Regions from separate parts of the Homo sapiens genome. Here region 2 is linked to region 1. Evidence: read pairs that join two places in POLR2A ChIA-PET (ENCODE). Cell type or tissue: PC-9. All regions are shown on one strand. Region 1 overlaps ASB14 (ankyrin repeat and SOCS box containing 14). Region 2 overlaps DNAH12 (dynein axonemal heavy chain 12).

What was found. Peaks named below come from ENCODE experiments on the same cell type or tissue, not always from the same donor. Only the 100,000 strongest peaks of a DNase experiment are listed, where the experiment ranks them.
Region 2: POLR2A ChIA-PET joins it to region 1 with 8 read pairs; 3 of 35 experiments call an interaction of 5 or more read pairs at or near these places.

What each region holds. Positions count from the first base shown.
Region 1 is chr3:57,280,176-57,284,175 of GRCh38, forward strand. It overlaps ASB14 (ankyrin repeat and SOCS box containing 14), which reads right to left. Exons shown (of 11, transcript NM_001142733.3): 6 at 3,019-3,264; 7 at 127-298. Among named protein-coding and RNA genes, the nearest start is that of ASB14, 11 kb to the right of the region's middle. In PC-9, no CTCF peak of the experiment used is centred here; a DNase peak (open chromatin) is centred at 1,736.
Region 2 is chr3:57,380,941-57,384,940 of GRCh38, forward strand. DNAH12 (dynein axonemal heavy chain 12) reads right to left here. Exons shown (of 74, transcript NM_001366028.2): 49 at 3,889-4,000; 50 at 1,322-1,453. Among named protein-coding and RNA genes, the nearest start is that of ASB14, 90 kb to the left of the region's middle. In PC-9, no CTCF peak of the experiment used is centred here; no DNase peak of the experiment used is centred here.

The DNA.
Region 1 (4,000 bases):
AAAAAAAAAAAGTATGTTTAGATTGTGGGATCAGTGATTAAAGATTATAAAGTTCCTAGAAGCAGCACAAAATAAAAGGTAGCTATTACTGTTTTTATTATTTATAATAATGTAATTGAACTTAACAGTAAGTGGCCCCTGTCAGCTGCCACATGGATGGGCAGGTGGCCTGAATTCTTAGGGATGTTGGCATCAGCTCCATACTCCAGCAAGAGAGCCACAGCATCTGGATTTCCTCCACTTGCGGCTTCAAGTAAGATGGAAGAAGAATCAGAGGCCTGACCATGAGCATTAGCTCCTAAGAGGAGAAAGACTCTTGTTAATGCAAAAATTATTTTCCACTGTATTTCTTGAGCAATCTTAAAAATATATCCCCATCACCAAAAAGCAATTAGTGAGCACGCACTCTAGCAAAGCACCAAGAATCAAAGTAACAGAATATATACCTCCTGCTCTCAAGTAACTTATAAACTAGTTGGGGAAGAAAAAAATGGCAGTTTCTAAATTATAAGTAGGTTAGTTTTTGAAGTAATTTGATGTCCATTTGTTTGGAACTTGAAAATTCCAGTAGAAATACTGTTATAAAAGTTGCTTTTATTTCTAGACCAGCCTATAAAAGCCCACTTAACTCATAACACACATATAGGATGGTACTAACAAATCTATCAAACTATAATACCATGCCATCTAATGATACTGTTTTGGTGGAAAAGGGCATTTGTTCTGTTTTAGCTTGTTCGTAGGGGACCATAGTAGGAGACACTGTAACTGTTTTTAATTGAGGTTAGGAACTGCCAATAGCCAAAGAGGTAAGTTGTTGTAGTTATTAGTACAGAGTATCCCTTATCCAAAATGCTTGGGACCAGAAGTGTTTCATATTTCAGGGTTTTTAAAAAAAATATTTGCACTACACTTACAAGTTGCATTATACTTACAAGTCCCAAATCCAGAAATCCGAAATCTGAAATGCTCCAGTAGGAATTTCTTTTGAGCATCATGTTGATGTTCAAAAAGTTTCAGATTTTGGAAGATTCTGGATTTCAGATTTTCAGATTAAGAATGCTTAACTTACACCCTGTATGTTAAGTGTTATGTGAGTGATGTGAATAATAAGAGTACAGGGACAGGCAAAAGGTCTTCTAGAAGATCTAGGGCTGGGGTTGTAAGGGGGGCTGGGGTTGTAAGGGGAGCTGGGAGGTGAAGGAAGGAGAAAAGAGTTTGGGTCAGTTGTGGAAGTGTTCCCAGTAAAATGGGCTCTGAAGAAAGAGTAGCATTTGAATGGACAAAAGTTACGGAGAGCATTCTGAAGCTCATATAAAAAAGATGTAGTGACTTTAATTTAACACAGACTCCATAAGAGTCATCAGGGTCCAGTGGCTGCCCAAGAACCCCATTCCAAGAATGCCTTAGAAGTCCAATAAGCCTCTGCTTATTGAGTGCCCACTATGTGCTGGTTCCATTATGTGTATAATAATTTTTAAACTTTGTAACAACCCCCAGCAGTAGGTGCTTAACATACTCATTTTAAAGATGAAGAAACTCATTGAGTTTCAGTGACTTCCCCAAAGATGCACACCTAGTAAGCAAGGTAGTCAGGATTCATATACAGTTATTCTAGACCCAGGGCTTATATCTATGATGCCATGTTGCCACTCTAGCAATGCAGGGTGATAATGTGATTTGGAATCAGATGAACCTTGAAATACTGGCTCTGTGATGTACCATCTGTGTCACTTGGTGCAAATTACTTTGTAAGGAGTCACTTAAAGGAAATGCTTACTCACTGAGGTCAACTGATACTGGTTTCTTTGCAGGGTAAAGGATTTAACATCTGTTGCTTCTTTCTCTGTATTTTAATCAATGATCTATACAAAAGGTTACTCTTTCCTCGTAGATGAAAGATTCCAATGTTTATTTTTGTTATTCCAGCTAATGACTTTAGACATTTCTTATATTGATCATTTAAAACATCTTACTTAAAATGTCTTATGGCCATTGATTAGCAACTAGCCTCCCCTATATGACAGGAAAGATTTAGATAATGTCTAAAAAGCACAAGGTTGTTTTTAAATATGAGTCTCTGCCATCTAGAATACTGGAGACCAGGACTGTGTATTGTTAAAGAACAAAATAATACTTCTAGACAGGGAGGAGAATAAAGATAATTCTATTATTGAGACTTTTAAAAATCTTGGTAAAAATTTGCTTTTTTGAAAAAAAGCTTTAGATTGATCCTACCTTGCTTCATCTAACAGTGTCATCAATGAGCTCTCCTCGAAGACAGTAAAGGCCAAAGTTCTCTGAGCCAAGGGTCCCTGCTAGTTAAGCCAGGATTCAAAATGCCCACAGCTACAGAGCTGGGGATAGGGGAGGGGGCATGTTTGAAGGGAAGTCCTGCAGCTGGTACCATGGCTGACCCTCACTTTCCTCAAGTATAAAATTAGGATAATACCTACCTCACAGAGTTTTTAAAGGGTTATGAGGCAACATGGGTAGTTTAATGCTTTTGCTTAGATAGTACCCAATAAGTTTAAGTTGCTTTCCCCTTCCCTTGGAGTTTTGGTTATTACTAGAGTGAAAAACTGGGACCCAAAGAGAAGAAATCAGGAATAATTTCCTAACATCTAAAGCCATTTGGTAACAGATTAAACTGCCTCATGATTTGGACTTAGGCAGAGGTAATGTGCAGAGTATGTTGCAGGGTGTTTGATTTTATGATTCTAGAAAAGGACAACACCACAAAAAGGTTAAAAAACCATCATCATCTTAGCACAGTGAGGGAATGTTAAGTAAACGTAACCTGCATCCTAGTAACTTTAGGGAAATTATGTCAGACCTAATAAAAAATTCAGTCTTTATGTTAGGCTTCTCAGTAATCACTATTAACCCATAATTTTTATCAAACATTTATATTAGGCTTAAATGTTAACTTTTATTATTTTGAAGCTCTCCATTAAGAGGAGAACCCCTGGATCATGTTACCCTTTGTTAGTGTGCTGACCAAACAGAAGATCTTGCCTTTCCGCAGTAACATTTCCATGATTTCAGTGTGTCCACTTTGGGCAGCAAGAGCAAGAGGAGTGAATCCATACGTGCTCTGTGGGTCAGGGTGTGCCCCAGAAACCAGCATAAGCTTCACCATGTCCTCTCTGCCCAGTTTGGCTGCTTCGTGGAGAGCTGTCCTCTCGTTGGCACAACGCAGATTGACATCTGCTCCATAGTTGATCAGCAAGGCAGCCATGTCATAGCAGTCACGCAGCACAGCTGGGAAATGAGAAGTGTGGTGGGCATGTTCAACGGGAAGTTAAGCCCAAAGTAGCATATCTGCAAGTATCCCTCAGGCTTTCTTAAGGAGTTCTTCCCACCCACTCCCAGACCCGAACATTCTGTGTTTAGGAAACAGATTGTAAAGTAAGGCATGTGTCAAATAATACTTACTGAGAATGTTTTACATCAATGGACTATGTTTTTCTGTAAGCCATGAGTAATTATTCATTGCTTATGTGGTTGAAACACAAATGTAAACTTTTCACTTATCTTTATTCTTCAAGAAAATGGGAACTTAATTATTCAGTATAGTCCTGGAAATGTTTGTAGCTGCTTTAAAATAAGAAAAAAAACAAACAAAAGACAGCCCAGACTCTGAAACATGCCAAAAATTAAAAAAAAAACAAAAACAAAAACAGAATCTACCCCCAGAAAATGAATGACTAAAACACAATTTAAATATGCATATCTGGTGGGAGTGGTTGAGGCCATAGAAAATGATAGTTTTGGCCTATCATTTCTGCATTACCACACTTTGGCAACACACCAAAGTATGTTGTATAGAAAGCCCCTTAAGTTTCTGTAAGGAAATGTAAAGAAAATGATTTTGTAGTTAAAAAAATAATAATAAAAGGCTTGGGAACACTGTGTATGTGTGTGTGTGTGTGTGTGTGTGTGTGTGTATGTATGTAAATATATATATATTTAGGCTCTCATTCTGTCATCCAGGCTG
Region 2 (4,000 bases), 100 kb after region 1:
CTTGCATAAACGCCATCACAATTTCATATAAGAAAATAAATTTTTATTACTTCTAAATTTATTTTCCTTTATTCTTTGACTCTTTCAAATAAGAAAAGTAGCAAACTTTTTCTTAAAGACAAATTCCGCACTTACCTAGGCTCTCCAAGCGAAATTAAAGGAGAAAGCAGAAGGCCAAAGAGTACACATTGCTCTGCCAACCATAGGGTAAAAGCACATGCTACATATATTGGCAAAAGAGCTGAAATAACCAGCTGAAAGTTCTTTTTTTCTACTTCCGGAAGCCTGATAGGGAGGTGTGTGTGTGTGTGTGTGTGTGTGTAAATGAGAATAACTTAATAAGGTAAGAGCCTATATATTTTCTTTATTATCTCAATGAAGGACAGAATGGCCAAAAAAAAAAATCTAATTCTTTAATTCAGGAATTTAAACCCAGGTATTAGAAAAACCTGAAAATAAAATTAGTCTGTAAATTCAGTTTAGAATGGATACTATGCCTTCCTTTTTAAGGGATGTATCCTGGAATAATAATTATAATAATAACAGCTAACATTTATTGTGTACTTATTGTTTGTGAGGCTTTACACCTAAGAACTTTATATGTATTAACTAATCTAATTCTCTTATTAGCTTTTTGAGGTAGATACTATGAGTACCATCTTTTTTTAATGGAATTCCACACATGTTAAATACCTTAACCAAGGTCACACTGCTAGTGGGGTCCGGATTTCTGAATACAGACATTCTAGCTCCAGGGCACATGCTTTTAACAACTTTGCTATACTGCTTAACTCAGATGTTTTGGAATACCCAGAAAGGATCTTAGCTGGAAAAGTACAGGCACCTCAGTGTTCATTTAGTTCCAAGCCCATGGTAGTGGAGAATTCTGCATAGACAGAAAAGGAGATGGAAGCAACTAGAACCATATATATATATTTTTTTTTTTAGCTGAAGTCTCACTTTGTCACCCAGGCTGGAGTGCAGTGGCACAATCTTGGCTCACTGTAACCTCTGCCTCCTGGGTTCAAGCAATTCTCCTGTCTCAGCCTCCTGAGTAGCTGGGATGACAGGTGCCCACCACCGCACCTGGCTAATTTATATATTTTTAGTTGAGACGGGGTTTCACCAGGTTAGCCAGACTGGTCTGGAACCACGTTTTTTGACACTACATTGTCTTAGCTTTACCCTAGAATATATACAGACAATATCTGGAAAACAATGTTTCTTCCCTAATTTGGGTACTGTTGATATTTGATAATAGTTGCTGCTGACAAGTTCTATACATTCATGAATATGATTCAAATCTGTGTCAAGTTATTACCTTGCCTCCAGTCCCTGAAGGATCTGAAATTTTTTCTGGTTTTATATCTTTCATGACACAAACAGCAGCCATAACTAGTTTAACACCAGATGGAGGATTCTTCATTGATTTCACAATCGTAATGTCGGCTGGCTAAAAGAAAAAAACAAAAAACAAACAGGACATATTCAGAATAGTTTACTTTTAAATAATGAAAAATTTTAAAGTAATGTTGGGGAATAATAAAAGCATCCCTTTTTATTTGAAATCAAAGTTTTTTTTTTTTCTTTTTTTACTTCAGGTTATGAAAGAATTAACAAAAGAGAATTCAGCACAGATTAAGACTAATGGTTCTCAAATGTTGGGAGGGGTCAGTCATAGATGCCTATGAGAATATAATGGCAGCTATAAATCCACCAGAAAATATAATTTTTCACATATACAATCACATACCACACCCATACGTGGAACCTAAGTTAAGAATCCTAATTTAGACAAAGACTTAACTCTATATTTGCTTATATATATTAGTTCTATTGAAGAAGATGAAAGAAGAGGTACGTCCCAATTCCAAACCTATTTTCTAAAAAGGTATATATTGTTATAATAGATAGTATAGATTCACTTACCCACTCCAATATATTTCTGACATTCCTTGCAAGATGCAAATGCTGGAAAGCTAACAACTATATATCTTAGTTTTTCATGCAATTAAAGTTCTGGGTGAGAATTAGATTCCAGATCACTTGAGTGATACTAGAATTCAGACAAATGGGGAGAGTGGCAGGGTGCAAGACATCCATTGTGACAATATAGATTACAGTGGAGGTTACGTGGCAGTGTAGGAAGCTCTGGAGGCTTCCTACTCAGAGAGACAGCTGCTCTAGTAGACCATTTCTGCAGCGTGGCTTTGTGAGTCATTCCTGGAAGCTCAGCCTGGGATCTGATTCTTTTACCTCTTCCAACAATTCTGTAATCCATTTATAAAATTCCCTGAAGAATCTTTGTCTACTTATACTAAAATCAACTCTCTTCTCTGAAACTGAACTCTAACTCAGGTAATACAGCATTTGATATCAGGAAGGGTATAAGCAACAGACTCTCAATGAAAGGGGAACCTAATATTAATGACCTAAATTGGTGAGAGTTTGAAGCCATCAAGAATCCTATATCAGGGGATGGAGTGCTGCAGATTCATGGAACATAGGGAGAAGTTACTTAAATTAATGCTCATGGTCACCTAGAATGGAGTGCCTCTTAAAGGCTTTGTCAAACTAAGTAGCTGCTGTAATAAATCTCTAAGGAGAGAATGCAGAAAGATCACAGGGTAATAAGTGACTCTTAAATGTGCCAGAAATTAGCCAGGCATGGTGTCATGTGACTGTAGTCCCAGCTACTCAGGAAGCTGAGTTGGGGTGGGGGGCGGGGGGGATTACTTTAGCCCAAAAGTTTCAGGTTGTGGTGAGCTATGATCACATCGTTGCACTCCAACCTGGGTGACAGAGTGAGACCCTGTCTTAAAAAAAAAAAAAAAGGAGAAAAGAAAAGAAAAAAAGTACTGAGAGCATGAAGAAAGAATATAGTAAGCTCAGAGTTTTAAATTCCTGATTCACAGCACTAGGAAATTTCTATAAATGCCCTAAAACAATCTTGTCTTATAACTACAGGGCTGATGTTACTGAAAAATCAGAGTTCGATCCTGTGAGATGCTGAATTACCCACAGGTTGAGTTTACAGTCTTGTCAGGCCTGTTACATGAAACAGTATTGATTAGGAAAAAAGGCAAAGAATGGGACCTGAATACACTGTTGACTCCCTAGTCAACAGATGTTATCTCTCCTGCTGTGCTTGGTGCAGTTGTTCTGGTCTTGCCTAAAGACCTGTAAAAAGTTACGTACAACATAATGTGGTACAGATAGGTGCCAGTCACAGCTGTACTGGAAATGGCCTTTAAGTTTTTCTGTGTATGCAGGTCCAGGAGGCTGCACACTGTACTTAACATATGCCTGCTGGTCCATGTACAGAACCACTTTGGCCTCTTGGAGTCTATTCGTCTCATTCCCACTAGAATATCCTCAATGAAAATTATAAATAATATATAAAAAGCAAAAATAGGCCAGGCATGGAAGCTCATGCCTGTAATCCCAGCACTTTGGGAGGCCAAGGTGGGAGGATCGCTTGAGCCCAGGAATTTGAGACCAACCTGGGCAACATAGGGTGACCCTGTCTCTATAAAAAAAAATGTTTAAAAAGATTAGCCAGGCCTAGTGGTGTGTGTCTGTGATCCTAGTTACTGAGGAGGCTAAGGTAGGAGAATCATTTGAGCCCAGGAGATGGAGGCTGCAGTGGGCCATGATTGCACTACTGCACTCCAGCTTGGTCAACAAAGTGAGACTCTGTCTCAAAAAATAAAATAAAATAAAAACAACAATATATCAAAGGTAAACTGTTAAGAGCCAAGTTTCATTTGACTGGACAAAAACAATATAATATCACCCACTGAAATACAGCCATTTCTAATAAGCCAAATACCCATATTCAGCTTCCCTTGGTTGATGAAACACAAAGTAGCTAATTCAAACACTTGCCTTAAGTGTATCCAGTGCAGACAGAGCTGCTTCCAAGGCTGGAATCGCCTCAGCTAGGTCACTTTCACACTCATTTTTCAGAGCTTGGGCTTCTTCAGCTTTCCCACTGGCT